Regions from separate parts of the Homo sapiens genome. Here region 2 is linked to region 1. Evidence: chromatin loops called from intact Hi-C (ENCODE). Cell type or tissue: mammary epithelial cell. All regions are shown on one strand.

What was found. A loop is a pair of places that touch in the nucleus more often than their neighbours do. Peaks named below come from ENCODE experiments on the same cell type or tissue, not always from the same donor. Only the 100,000 strongest peaks of a DNase experiment are listed, where the experiment ranks them.
Region 2: a loop joins it to region 1, with 6 times the contacts of the local background. A loop is called at or near these places in 3 of 110 quality-filtered maps.

The regions. Positions count from the first base shown.
Region 1 is chr2:225,086,576-225,094,575 of GRCh38, forward strand. No RefSeq gene overlaps it. Among named protein-coding and RNA genes, the nearest start is that of DOCK10, 48 kb to the left of the region's middle. In mammary epithelial cell, no CTCF peak of the experiment used is centred here; DNase peaks (open chromatin) are centred at 4,406 and 4,946; H3K27ac peaks cover 1,686 bases.
Region 2 is chr2:225,005,011-225,013,010 of GRCh38, forward strand. The region is part of intron 1 of DOCK10 (dedicator of cytokinesis 10); the gene reads right to left. It overlaps MIR4439 (microRNA 4439), which reads right to left and starts at 5,530; the gene lies at 5,451-5,530. In mammary epithelial cell, a CTCF peak has its summit at 4,124; a DNase peak (open chromatin) is centred at 6,001; H3K27ac peaks cover 1,470 bases.

The sequences.
Region 1 (8,000 bases):
AGTGGGAGAGGGACATAGGAGCTGAGGACGCTACTCTGGGGTGCCCAACAGTGCCAGCCCTGTTCCCTGCCCGGCTGACTTTGTTGTGTGGGGGAAGTGGAGGTGGGTGAACAGGCAAAGCTGTTCAGCAGGCAGACTTCAGTGAGTAGCCAGGTTTTAGACCCCTTCCTCACGCCCTCTGCTTTCTGTTAAGTTTTATCTTCATGCCCAGAGCAGAGCGGCAAACACCTCTGCTGCAGGCCCCACTAGCAAGTCTCCTCTCTTCAACCACCAGCCACTTCCATGTACTTTCAGACTTGCAGACTTTGTTAACAGGTACTCCTATCCTCTTTTGTTTATTGTTTTATATTTATTCTTCAAGTACTTTGCTTTCTGTCCCCGACATTAGCGGATGACAAAGGAGACAGGGTTGGCATGATTGCTAAGTGAGCCAAGCTGTAGTATGCACCACCCAAGGATAGTTGGTGACAGTTTGGGTAGTTTTGCTGTCAGCTTTGTCTGAGATCGACAGCACAGTTGTCTTTTTTTGACATCTTCCCACATCCTGGTTTTCCCTTAGCTGACTTTGTCAGTGCTTCCTTGTATGTTGTGGTTTGGAGTTACGCATGTTTCCAGTGTCAATGAAAATGAGCTTGCATTTCTGATTTTCATCCTCTCTGTCTTTCTCTCCCTTTCTCTTTCTGGCAGGAGAGGCATTGTGTGAGTGGTTTCTTAGCTCTTTCATTTTAGAACTTGAACGTTACTGTTATTTTAGTGGTGTCTCAGGTAAGAGGGGATACAAACAATTTTCAGTCTGCTACCTAGAAATCCTACATGGAATTTCTCTTACATTTTGCAAAGAGAAATTTTTTCTCTTAAATACAATTGAAATTTCATTTTACAGGTTTTCTCATTCATAAAGGCCTGCTAAACAGGAAGCAGGTAGTTATGTATTAGGATACTTCCTTGGTTATCTCCTTTCTCTGGGGAAAAAAAATCCCTGATAATTATTAAAAACTTTCGGCTGGGTGCGGTGGCTTACGCCTGTAATCCAAGCACATTGGGAGGCCAAGGCGGGTGGACCACGAGGTCAGGAGATCGAGACCATCCTGGCTAACACGGTGAAACCCCGTCTCTATTAAAAATACAAAAAATTAGTCGGGCGTGGTGGCGGGCGCCTGTAGTCCCAGCTACTCGCCAGGCTGAGGCAGGAGAATGGCGTGAACCCGGGAGGCAGAGCCTGCAGTGAGCCGACATCACAACACTGCACTCCACCCTGGGCGACAGAGCAAGACTCCGTCTCAAAAAAATAAAAATAAAATAAAATAAAATAAAATAAAATAAAATAAAATAAAAATAAATAAAAACTTTCAACTGCAGGTCAGCTTCACTGAAGAAGTGTTAACTGTTTTTCCCTTCAGGTGTCAGAAAAACAACACTGAATTTTTAGTCCCTTTGAAAACTTGAGCTTCCTATGAAGCATTACTCTTTCAATGGCTGAGATTGCTTTGCTTAATCCCTCTGCTACAGCTCTCTGTTATCAGTGAAAACTGTAGATTTTTAAGGTTTCTTTAAGCTGGATTTTCAGTGCCTCTGGAGGTTGATGCCAAGGATGTAAGTTCAGATTGAGTTATCCAAAAAGCTACCTATTCCTTACTCTACAATTTAATTTGTTCCTTCCTTTATTTGCGGAACTAACATCATGTCAGGAATAGTTGAGGATTGGTAAACCAGCAAGATACGGTCCAAGTCCATAGTCATTGATCTTATATGTTGACTAGGTGTTTTACACATTTTAGTTAATACTCACTGTAACTCTGACAGGTATGTACAGATATTATTGTTTCCAACTTACAGTTCAGACAGATGAGACTCAGATATAATAACCCATTCTACGTCCCGTAGCCAACACCATAGCCTGGATTTGAATCCAAGTTATTTGAGATCTTTGTTTAACTTTTAATATAGCCCACCAACGCTTCTATACTTGGTCCATAATTATTGCTGATAATTAGGCTGAGACTATGTCGCACATTTCTCTGAAAAGTCTATTTTTCTCGTTCTCCATTATTATATTAACGAGGAAGCTACTATTCAATCATTTTAGAGAGAACTAATATAGGCTGTCTATACTAGTCTCCATTTTCAGAAAGGATAGTAACAATGGTAATATATGTTTAGAAGAAGATTGGCTTATATAAATTCAACCAGTCAATGATTATTTTTGAATACCTAACTTTACCAAATATTTTGGTGGAAGTTTTATATACAATAGTGAAAGAAACAAGGTATGTGTGTTGGTTTGTTCTCATGATACTAATAAAGACATATCGAGGCTGGATAATTTATAAGGGAAAAAAGATTTAATGGACTCATGGTTCTACATGGCTGGGAAAGCTTCAAAATCACGGCAGAAGGCAAAGGAAGAAGAGCAAGACACGTCTTACAAGGAGGCAGACAAGAGAGCATGTGCACGGGAACACCCCTTTATAAAACCATCAGATTTCGTAAGACTTATTCACCATCATAAGAACAGCACTGGAAAGACCCACCCCCATGATTCAAGTATCTCCCACCACATTCCTCCCACATGTGGGATTTACGGGAGCTACAATTTAAGATGAGATTTTGGTGGGGACACAGCCAAACCATATCAGTATGTTTCTATCCGTTTGTAGCTTATATACTTGGGGGGAGATTGCATTACACAAATAAATGCCTAATTATTTATATGAGCACATTCAGATAAGTGCTATAGTGGATACGCATAGAAGGCTGTGATAGCCAAGAGATATTTTTCTGAATGTGAAGGGGCATTTGGAAGAAAGAAGGTTTACCCAGGTAGATACTGTGGTTGGAGTGTTCACTCTTATACCAAGAAAAGGGCCAGTATGAGTTGGTGGAACAAGCTCATGGATAGTTGTGGTAGATTGTTTTTGGTTTGTATCAGTGCAATGATTTGCTGATGCAAATAATTTGGAAAATTCATTTGATTATAAGTTCTATGAGGCAGGAGCTTCATCTCTATTGGTAACTACTCTGTCCCCAGTACCTAGAACACTGTGTGGCACATTAGAGCTGCACAATAAATATTTGCTGAGAGAATGTTCGCAATTTAACCCATGATTATTGGGATCCTTTTGCTGGTCACAGTGCCAGCTCTCCATTCAATAATTTATAAATGACGAAGTTGTATTAGACATCCTGTTCCTGGTTACTTGCTTCTTTGTCCTGATATTATTCTCCTGTGCTTCTCTTACTTTGTTCTGTATTGCAGGAGGCTGACTTGTAAAATTACATTTTCCAAGCTTCTTAGCCAACTAACTTCTGGTTAGATTTGGCAGATGGGGAATTCGGGTAGAAAACTGGAGATCAGGAGAGAGCAACCAACATGTATCTCCCCTTTATTTCTACTCAGCGTGGCTTCTGTGGGCTGTTGTTGATATACCTTGGTTGTTCTAACCCCACCAGCCAGCTGCTGGATTCAACATTATCCTCTTTCCCTGTCCCTGTGGACTTAAGGGCAAAGCAGCTATCTGCAGCTGCCATATTCTGGGTTTTCTTACCCTCTTCTGTTTTCCTGTTCAGCCCTTTATACACCTACAGAAATGGTTTCACATATGAAATTTTTTCTACTGAACTGCTAATATAAATATGCTACTTTCCCTATTGAAGCCTGGCTCCTTCCTGCTAAGACTTCTTCCAGTTTCCAAATCCAGTAACTCCAAACCTGATTTCTCATTTGTAATGCCTCGAAGACAGCAATTATGAGATTGCCAATGGTCAATAGGGTTATGTCATCTCAAAACAGTGAATTTTTCATATTTTTGTCTCTCACTATTAGGACAATGATAAAAACAGTCTATTATTGTTAGAACAATAATAAAATACGTAGATCTTACATAAACGTAATCTTTGAATGTTTGAGGTCTGATTACTCAATTATGAAACCTCCTTCAACAAAAGGAGGCTTTGGTATAAAGTTATTTTATAAACTATGCATTAAATGTTTGGAACTGATACTGATGCATCATTAGAAAAATTAGTCAAGATTTGGTTATAACCTTTTCTACTACAGAGAAACAAAAGACATGAGGATTTCATTGTCCAAGAGTATGTTTGGAAACTAGGTTTTAAGATATTGAAATTTACCCTTGTCTTTCAAGTCTAGTGAAATATAGAATATACATGCATTTTTAACTACTGCTAGAATAGTAGATTTATGTATGCTGTGAAGAGAACCAAAATGAACAATTTATCTGAATTTCATTTTAAACTCAGTGGAAGCAATTCTTCCACCTTCATCTCCCTCTCCTCTGGGATCACTTACGGCTGATTACCAGATGACAGATGATTACCACTAAATGGCTAGATGCATGTGGTATTACGTGGTAAAACCCTTACATGGCTGAACCATCATTGTCATCAAACTGGACGATTGATGAAACCATGACTCAAAGCTAGAAGTCTACTACAACTCCTTTGGTAAACATATTTTTAAGAATATTGCTCTTTGCTCACCTCTGTTCATAAATGCAAGTATCACTTTGCACTTGTACATGTTTTCATAGAATCAACAAGTAATTAAAAAAGCATTATTTGTCCAGTATTGCTATTCATAGTGGCATTTCTCAGGCAGTGAAATTTAACACTACAGTTGCATGTAAAGGAAATAGCCATACAAGCTTCTCTTCCTTTCAACTGTTACCGACAACTTCGTGTAAAAGACCACTGACAGTAGAACCTAAAAAGTGCAGTTGTGGGTCACAGATTTTTGTTCTTCCTGTGTCAGCCTCATTTTTTTTTTGTTGAAGAGACAGTGAGGATGGTTTGCATTAGCTAACCTGGAAAAAGACTGGACCATACACACCAGAATCTGTATGTACACCTCAATGAGGATGACAGTGGACATCAGGATTGTCTTGTGGTTTCTTGAGGAGACTCATGCAAGATTCTTGTGGAATCATTCTTGGTCGGGAGGGTTAGGACTCATTGTGAATCATCCTCCTATGTTGAGATAATGACTGCGCAGATTATAGAGATATTCAAAGTCTTTGAAGACTCTGTATTATAAAAATAATCTCAATACATATGCTTGATTTTAAATTGTGTCATTGACCTTTTGTTACAGGAATGTTCAAACCTTCACAAAAGTAGAGAGGATGGAATAATGAGTTGCCACCATTGCAATAATTAAGAGCATTTTGCCAATCTTATTTCATCTTTCCTAACTTTTTTTTTTTTTTCAGTTTTGGTGTTATGTAAGGCAAGTTTCAAGTGTCATATCATATAATGAGTAAATCACTATGTTTCATTTACAGAGATCTCCTTAAAAAGTACCTAAGTTTTCTATCACTATCACACCTAACAAAGTAGTATTTTAATATCTGCTAGTACATTATCCATCTCAAATTTCTCCAAATGTCTCAAAAATATTATTTAATAGTTGTATATTTGAATTAAGGTCTAATCAAGGTCTTCATACTACATTTACCTGAGAGGTCTCTTAAGTGTCTTTTAGTTTATAAGAAGAATTCTCCCTTCTCTCTTATTTATTGAGGATATTTATTTGTTGAAGAAACCATATTATTTGTCCCAGATTATGAATTTGGCTGATTGCATTTTCCTGGTGCTATTTATCCTGTTTTAACTGTTAGTTATATCTAGAAGCTTGATTAGATTCGGGAGAAATTTTGGGGAGGAAAAATACTTTCTGGGTTGTTCTGTGTACTTTCTGTTGCATCATGTCAAGGGAAGCAATAGGCACATTTGGAGAGTATGTTAATACTCTTAGTAGGATTAGTGTTGGCAAATGGCTCCACTTATGAAGATTTCCTTCAAACTTCTCCCTAAAAATTATATCAGTAATTGTCTAGATCTATTATTTAACTAAGGATTAAAAAATGGTGGATTTTCTAAATCTATCATTTTTTCAGCATTTATCAGGTGAATTTTTTTTTTTTGAGATGGAGTCTCACTCTGTTGTCCAGGCTGGAGTGCAGTGGCACGATCTCAACTTACTGCAAGCTCTGCCTCCCGGGTTCACACCATTCTCCTGCCTCAGCCTCCCGAGTAGCTGGGACTACAGGTGCCCGCCACCACGCCTGGCTAATTTTTTGTATTTTTAGTGGAGACGGGGTTTCACCATGTTAGCCAGGATGGTCTCAATCTCCTGACCTCATGATCTGCCCGCCTTGGTCTCCCACCACACCTGGCCTATCAGGTGATATTCTTATATACTGGAAAACTTTTCTTTGTTAACTGCTTGGTTGTTGAAATGGAATTCAATAATGAGGTCAGAGTAAACACTTGCCCCTTTCTCCTTTCTCACCAATCATCAGAATGAAATCGCATGCTGGCAGCCTGCAAAGATGACCAATGAAGATTTTATTTCTCCTTAATTGTCTGTGTATCACTATTAATTCATGGATTTTTAGTTATTTGATATGTTCCACTTTATTGCAATCATTTTTCTCCTACATCCACAAACTGTCCCATCTTTAGTCAGAGGAAGCCCCTTCAAGTTGGCTTTTATCTCCTTTTGAAATAACACCAATAGTTTTCAAAGGTGTGCATATGTTTTCTGTTCCAATTAATTGTACCAAGCTCATCTTATACATTTCCTATTCCATACGTGCGATCAACTGCTAGTTCAAAGAACCCCGATTCCTTTTCCAGAAATGGCATCTAGAGAATAAATCTGGGGCAAAAGGAGTGCTCATTGTCACTGGGTTGTCATTGCTTCCAGATTTTTTAGCCGACAGAGAGAGGAAACACATATATTTTAGAAGAACAAAAATAAGCCTTAAGTGCACATTGATAGTTCCAATACCACCTGTGAACAAGAAGAGTTCACTCAACACCTTTAATTTTACACCAGTATCTTTTTTCTTCTTTGCTAATAGCCCTAGTGCCTACCAACATCAGTGTAATTGTACTAGATTCAGTGTATAAACCACCATACCTGTGCACATTTGACTTTATTTTTGTGTGGAGCAGCCTCAGGAACTGCTTTAACTTTTCCCATGGTCCAGCATGAGTCAGGATCATGTTGCCTTCACTGCCCCAAGACCAAGGGTATCATTGGACAGGATGGTTGCTTGACTCTCATTTCACTTGTAGTTTATATCCTGGCCACGTTTTCTCTCTTGCTGGGCTTGTTTCTCCATCCTCCTGTCCCAGGGCTTCCCTGTTGCAGCTGAGGCACCCTGCAGGATTTGCAAATCCCTGTGTAAGTGAGGGAGTATTAGCTTCCCCTGAATTACTTTGGCCAATGAGACATAAAGAACAAATGCTTATCCCTTCCTCTCACACTATCCAAAGATTCAGTAGTTTCATGATACTTTCTTAAAGATGCTCTGTAAAACCAAAAATTCAGTGTATCCTAAAGCTTGGACCAGCTTTGCAATACATTTTCACATAGTGTTGGCTCTCCCTCCTGTCTGTCTTTACTTCCTTCCTCCCTCATTCTCAAGTCCCTAGAATTGCACTCCCCAATAAAATGTTTACAGAAATTTTTTGCCTTAGAATTTGTTTCCTAGGGAACCCAGCCTAAACAATTTATCAATTACTTAATCCCGCAAAATATGTACAATAATTTCAAAATAACCATACCCAAATCACTCCTAACAAAAGCTATTGAAATATCTGTTGGCAATTACTTCTGTCGCAGAATATATCCCACAAGGGTGAATAGTCAAAATATGTCCATCAGCTTAATTTGAAACGATTCTTCTTTTTATTTTTAAAAAATGTTGCTTTATTTTTAAAAATTTACAAGTAATAATTGTACATATTCATGGGACACATAGTGATGTTTTGAGACATATAATGTGTGGTGATCAGATCAGAGTAATTAGCTTACCCATCATCTCAAACGTTTGACATTTCTTTGTGTTGGGAACATTCAATATCCTCTTTTCAGCTATTTGAAACTATATATTATTGTTAACTACAGTCATCCTACAGTGGTATAGAACACTAGAACTTATTGAGCCTATCTTACCAGAATTCTGTATCCT
Region 2 (8,000 bases), 82 kb before region 1:
CAATCAACCCCTTCATGAAACTAATTTTAGAAAAGAGGTCATTAGATATATTAGAGGCAATTTGAAAGTTAACTGAGAAATGAGACCTCATGTTCTCTTTGGAAAAAAACCTTTTTGTCATGAGATAGATAGAATTTGTACTTCCATCAGAGTAGTACAGCTGCCACAAAAACCCTACAAATCTCTAGGAGTCAAAATGGTGATTTTATGCTTCAAGTACAGCAGATTACCACTGTTATCCCATATACATGGATAATGGCAAACAACTTTCTATTCTCCATGGGCCATCAAACCACCTCTCAGCAATGTAAGGACATGATTTCAATCATTGGTGAATTCAGAAGAGGAGAAAAGCCATCTTCAAAATATGTACAGTTTTTGTAATTCTAATTGGATTTTATACTAGAGCAGTGTTAACTGAATGTCAGTTATTCATGTCCCACCATCTTGATTTTTGCCAAATCATAGTATTACCTGTTAGTATATACTTAACAAAATCCTTTTAATCAATGACTACCTTTTTTCCATAAAATTTCATTTTAAACTAAAACTGTATTCTTTGACGTAAACAGGACAACAGTATCACTTGTAAAAAACAGAATAACTGAAAGTAATGGTATAATACAAGGACAAAATTAAATAAATGTTGCCATTCAGTTTTAGTTCAATGTTGTTGTCTACCAAAGTTTCTAAGCCCAAGCCCACTCGGTCTTTGTGTGAAGGGGAAGAATTGCAAATATTAGGCAAGCGTTATGGACAAACTAATGTTAAATTGAGACTTTATCCTCAGTGTAATCTGAAGTTTGAAAGATAACTGAAACAAAATCTTCCACACAATATGATCCAATGTTATTTAAAGCTGTGTATGAAACCACCCAAAATAATTTAGAGATTATCCATGTGTCTAATTTAACAAAGTCAAGAGAGAGCTGATGCTCACTGCCAAAGACCACCCTCTAGGGTGTACAAAAACATCTTGGAGGTTTTTATTAGGTGCCTCATGAAATAGAGTGGAAAGAGTGAAGATGGGTATTAATATTTTTTGGAGGGGTGAGTATGGATAGGTGAGGTAATTTTCTAGGCAGAGCAAACACATTATAAATATATTTTAAATATTTGACCAATACGAAAACCATCTTCATTCTTCTCCCCACCTTTACTTTATGGACTGTTTCCATACCTTCCATTTATGGCCATCTTAGTTTGAGTGGCATGGGTTAGTATAAAATCCCCTAGTGGTTTCCTAACTGCAATTCTTGTCTTTTTTAGATTAAGCTTACACATTTACTTATATCACAGCTTTAGCTGAAAAGCTTCAAAATCTCCCTCAAGTTCATCAAATGATCCAAATGAGGAGGAACGTACAAAGGCCCCTTTTAATCAGGCTCTTATCTGCTAGGTAAACCTAATAAGTTCTGCTCCATTTCTTAAATGTCGACATACCTCCCATTTATGTTTTAGCCCCTGCCACTTTTTGCACTTAGAGTTCCTCTCAATGCTTCCAATCAAAATCCTTCATTTTTCAAAGACCAGTTCAAAGAGCACACTTGCTGAGGTCCTGTGATGAAGGTAATGTCTCTGTCTTCTAAGCCGTTCTAGTCCTCCTACTACACCTATCACACACTGTCTAACATGAGTTATTTGAGTACATCTCTTATTTGTATTGATGGTTTCAATCTATGTTTGGAGAAATAAAAGGAGCAAGGAAGGAATAAACATGCAGATTAGAGTTGAGAAACATTGATGGATATCAGAGTTAATCTCTCATGTTGTTTCTGTCCTCTCAAAGTCAATGACCTGTGCATACAAAGGGTAAAGTGAACCTTGAAAAGGGGGAAATAAAATCCCCAGTTTTAAGACAGTACTAGCAGTCCTGAGGACTTGAACTTCAAGCCATTAGATTACACTGAGGTGTGCTGAGCCAACTCACCTAACTGCAGTCAAGAGCTCTCAGGATGTGTGAAGACAGGCTAGAAGGTTTGAGAATGCATAAATGTGTCACAAAATGTATGAAAGGAACGTGAGATAGATTCTGCAATCCATCATCTTGCTTTCTGTTTACTTCTAGTAAATTTCTAGAGTGGACATTAACAGGATGATTTGTCAGCTCTTACGAAAGAAAAAGGTGGTTAGCAGGTACTAGTGCAGATCACTAAGACCAAATTAAGTCATGATAATCTTATTTCCTTTTCCCTGGCCTGAGATGAGAAGATTGTATGAGTTTTATGAAGGTATATAATAAGAACTCTGAGATGTTTTTGTACCTCCCAGAAGGTGGTTTCTAGCAGTAAGCATTACAACTCTCTCTTGACTTTGTTAAATTAGATGCATGCATAAATAAAACCTGTAAATAGTCCATGAGGCCAACATTGTTGTAAATAAACTGAAGTTTAAAGCAGACTTAGTAGGTTGACATAACTAGAACCCATAATATTCCCACATGCAAGTTAAGTCTAAGAAGTTGTACTTTAAGGAGGATTAAAAGAAGATCCTGATTTACATAAAAGTTAAAAGGATATAAAAGAAAGACATGATTTAACAGTGCATTTGTGAAAAAGACTTGGGCATCAATATAAACCAACCTGATGAGGAATCTAATATTAAGTTGTATTAGAAGAAAACATAGTATTTAGAATAAAAAAGGTGGTGATCCTGGTTTTCATGGCAGTGATGAAACTTGAAATATTGTGTTTAATTCTTGGAGACAGATTAGGAAGGATACAGACAAGCAGGACCGATTGCAAGGAGAGCAATGAAGACATTAAAAAACATCCACAAAAAAGTCCGGAAGAATGATGGTTAGCTTTGGAAAGATAAGACTACAACAGGCTTGACAATTGTTTTTGAAAACTTAAAAATGGTCATGTAAAAAAGAATTACGCCTAATTGTGAGCATGATCAGGGATATGCATTCTGTTCTTTAAGAAATGCTGCTATCATCTAATTTTTTTTTTTCAATGGAGTGGGGGCAAATAAAAGTAAAGTGACTTTCCACGCATAGCAGATCCAATATGCTCAAATGTCACCCAAAGGAGTAGAGTTAAAGCCATGGCTGGAAGTTCATGAGCATCAATCCTGACTCAGTATATTGAAGAGTATTTTAGAAGTAAAAGCTGTACCAAACATGGGATTAGTCTTCTTGTCATTCATTCATAAACTTTTTATTTCTTTAGAGATGAGGTCTTGCTATGTTGCCCAGGGTGGACTCAAATTCCTGGGCTCAACTGATCCTCTCTCCTCAACCTCCAGAGTAGCTAGGACTACAGGCATGGGTCACTGTGCCCTGCCGAGAATTCACAAACATTTCTTGAGTGAAGACTCTTTGTTATGCATGGTGCTAGATTGTGAGTAGTGGACACTTTTTCTTCTGAGGCAGTCTTATATCAACACTTTATGCTGACTTTGTAAGAATATTCATGTTTTAAGAAGATACACAAAAACTATTTATTTAGCATTTATGGGTTTCAGTGATCAGCTGGCATTTTCTTTTCCTCAGAATTTAAAATATCTTCTGTAGGCTAACCAAAATATCACTGGGTAACTACCTACATTTCCTTTGAATTGGCAGTTGGGAGCACTGGTATCACTTCCTCTACCAAACTGTACAGAACTACTGTTATGTACCAAAGACCATAAATCACAGAGTTGCTGGGATTGTGAAAAAAATATTGAGACTGGCTGTCTCATCTTACAAATAAGGAAACCAAAGTCCAAGTGGGGCAAGTACTACCTGTAATGACATATCCAAAATGAGAGCACAGGTCCACTGAATCGTCCTTAGTACTCTATCCAATGCTCCACTATCTGCCCATAATATCCCACAGGTTACTATGTGTCGACACAAAGATAGACTAGGATTGACCTGAACAAACAGCCACAGTTATGTTAAACAAGCACCGTTTCCACCTCTCATAAGCTGTGTCTGATTTGCCATAAATCTCAAGCCAAATACGTCCAGTGAGTTGTACATTTATCATGTTAAGATGAAGGCTCTACTGGTGATAGATTTACTAAAAATATTCCAATCTTGTAATCTAAAGGACTTCAGCCTCAGGTGATATGGGGCCAGCAGCCAACATTGGAAAGACCACATCATGAAGTGAGGCTATACCGCCCTCTAGGGAGAGATGCTTGAAAAACCAGGGTCGACGCCTAAGTAAGGGGGTCACAGATTAGGTTTAAGTGGTTAAAATTTTATGTCTTCACAAAAAGTTTCCAACTACAGAAGAGTATTTAATTTTTCGCTAAGATGTAATATTCTACCTACCAAGAAAATCAATCACTGAATCAAAATATTAAAAAATAGGTGATATTAAGTTCTATAACAGTAAAACCTTAAGAAGGGAAGCTCTCTGAACATTAAAATACTCAGCCGAATTTCTAAATTAGTAAGACTTCAAAAAAGAAGACCATAATATCCACTATGTCCACTTATTAGCTTCAATCAAATAAGAGATTACTTTTGCAATTATTCTTCATGCAAAAAGATCTGTTAATCTCCCTGAGTGTCTCCCTACAAATCTCATTTCACCTGGGTGGCTCTTGGCAAGGTTAGCAGAATGTCGTCTGCAGAGAAGAAATGCAGAAATGCAGTTGAAGGGAACAATGACAAAGGCAAGCCCTAAGGCAAAAAAAAAAAAAGAAAGAAAAAAGAAAACAACAACAAAAACATGAAAACTGTATTCAGAGTTTGCTTACAAAGAGAAAACTCTCCAAAGCAATGAACTGAAACTGGCCACTGGAAAGACTTGTTTATAGATGTTCATTTTGACTCAATAGTACGCTGGAGTCCTACTCTTTATTTAATGATATGGTCAAGTCATGCAGGCTGATGTGGATGTGATCAGAGAGACTAACAAGAGTCTTTGTGTTGCCCTCCTGCATAGTTGAGGGATTAGATTTCTTTAAGAGTTGTACTGGTTAACCGTTAACTGAGTAACAAACTGCCCCAAACACTCAGGGGCATAGAAAAAAATGCAGCCATTTTTTCATGTGGCTAAGGAGCCTAAAGGTTGTCTGGGCAGTTCTTCTGGCATTGGCTGGGGCTTTACTCATGCATCTGCAGTCAGCTGCAGGTCCACTAGGCAGTTCTGAGGGTGTGTGGGGCCTTGGCTAGAATAACCAGGTAGATTCAGCTCTTTTCCTTAAATCTCATCTGCCAGCAACCAAGCCAGGCATTTTCCTATGGCAATGGCAGAGGATCAAGAGAGGAAGAAGAGGCAGTCAAGAACCTTTTAAGCCTTGCTGTGTTTAGTTTATTAGTGTCTCATGGGCCAAAGCAAATTTTAACAAGAAGCCTAAACTCAGTGTGGGAGGGCACCCCCAAAGGGCCTGGATAGAGAGAAGTATGAAGAACTGGGGAGGTGAATGCAATTAATTTGCCAGGCCAGGGGACAGAATCTTATATTGTCCCCTAGACAACCTAGAGGAAAATATAAAATTCTGTCTCCTGGCCTGGTAAACTGATACCTTAGAGGCATTTGCTTTGTGTGTATCTTAGATAAAATGCCTCCAAGGTATCAGTCACTGGTACCCTAGCTGACATCAGTTTCTTTTAGAAGAGCAGACTTTGAGAAAGGGAAGGGACACTGGGAAAGGGAACGTAAGATCAGTTCAGGCACTTCATCTTTTGATTCAAATAAGACAGTTCATACAATTTTGGGGGTTAACATTATTACAGAATGAATTAGAGTTGGGAATATAGATTAAAAGTTGAAAAAGAAATACAGAAAAGCAAATCAAAATTTTTTTTCAAAGACAGACATCAACTAATGCAGAATGAGAAACAAGATAAATCCTGCAAAACTTTTCCAAGGAAGCATTCAGCCTCTATCAAATGGGTCAGCTAAGAAGCTAAACGGCACAGCAAGGACATACTGATCCCATCATCTTCATGGTTCTAAATCAAACCAAACGTAGGTAAAAGGCCTGATATCTTCTCAGCTGATGAGTCAAATACTTCGAAGGGAAAATATAGTAAAATATTTCAAGGTTTGGAAGACAGCTTGGCTGTGACACATTCTGACTCACAACAAGTCATGAGTTTTCTGACAAAGCAAAAGTAGTGATGGAAAATATTGATATGATATCTATCATAGCATATGTATATAGTCAAAGTTCTTTCACAGCAAGCAAGTGTTGCCAAATGATCAGTTCAAAGAAGATTTCACGCCAATGAAGATGATTACAAAAAGGAAAAAGAGGCAATGTCGCAGTAGTTGCCAGAAAGGACTTACGGCTTTTCAGGTAGGTAGATAAGTCACAGGTACAAAGAAAAAATGAGATAGAAGCACATATTTGCCACACAAATAAACCTGCTAGAAGTATTCATGCTGGAAGTTTCAGCTTCCTAAAGTGACTCTTTCCATAGCCAGAGAGAAAAGAGGTTGCAAGATCAAGTTACTTTAAAGAAGAAATGAAATTCAAATTAAATTAACTCTTAGAGTGTTGAATATTGACATCAATGCCACCAGCCAATGTGAAGGTAAAGAGAGGCCTGCAGTTATGACTTCAGGACATACATGGCTTTCTTATAAAATGTTTATGTTGGCAGTTTTACTGCAAATAATACCTTCGAAACTGAAATGCATCTATTTAATCCTGATTTTTAAACAGTAAAGACTCTGAACTTTAGCAAAGAAAATCAACCAAGTCAAGTCCAGAGTTGGGTGCAGTTGAATGAAAGGAAGACGTTGGGGCTTGCAGGGACATCTGGCTTCCAGCAGGGAGGCCACGTCAATATGCAAATTGCCACAGGCATTATAAAATGGCACCCAAAATGTTAGGCTCTGCAAGAACGGTCTAGCTGCCCTTAGCTACAGCGTAAGCCGAAGTACCCAGAGTCAAAACGACCTGAGCTGCTCTGTGGGACATGCCCCAACGAGAACATCATCAGGGCAAGCTCAATGCACATACGCAACTGAATTAAAAACGAGCTCACATGTACTGTCGGGAAGAAGAAAAATAAGCCTTCTAAATTCATTCAGCAGAGAGTAGGACTTGAAAATGGCTTTGCCCAATATTATTATTATCAATAATAATTCAGTATTATGCATATCATGTCTCCAGATTTCTCAGAATGAGGCCCCACTCATTCAGAATTTGAAATCCATAAGCAGGGTGAAAATATTTCCTCTGGCTATGCTAAGGGAAACTTGAGGCCCAGACACTTAGACTTGCCATCAGTTCCACTGAGTTGGTAGCTTAACGGCTCTTTGCTCAGAGGTTTTAACCTCTGCTCTGGACCAGACTGAAATGAACAGTAATCGCATATGCTCCTTTCACACGAACCAAAAGCTGAACGTACCCTGAATTACCTCTTTGTTAAATAAGGAGGTTTAAAAAGCATTTGCAGGCATGCATGTCAATTAGGGACAATACATCAATCATCCAGAGCATGCTTCCAAGTTCATTTTATTTCAGTAATAATTTTGTACTAAATTCCATCCGCCTCTACTTTACTTTCAAAATAGGATGAAGACAATTCCCAAATTCTTTAATATACTTGTATAGTGCTTGCTTTTTCAGTTTTATAACCAGCTTTTAAAAAATTGTAGTGCCAATAGAAATTGGCTTCTCCATCAGATAGTCCAAAAGAGATTATTAACATATAGCTCCCTAGAGTTAGCAAGGCATTTACAAGTTGCAAAGCATTTATCTCATTTGATGCACATAACTCATAATAATAATAATGGTTAACAATTATGTTGTATAATAGATACAATCCTAAACATTACTTGCTGTTTAAACAAACTAATCTTTACAAAAACTATAAAATAGGTATGATTTTTATTCCCATTTGTACAAAAAAGAAAATTAAAGCCCAGGAAGGTCCTATTAGTTGTTTAATGCCACAGAGGCTAATATTCATAAGCCTTAGTTCCATATTAAAACATTTAGTTTTAGCTTATGTATTAAATAATTGAGCTTCTATTAGATTACCACTTCGCTATGATGGCAGGGTGTTACTATACTTTTAAAGAAGTCTTTTCCAGAGTGCT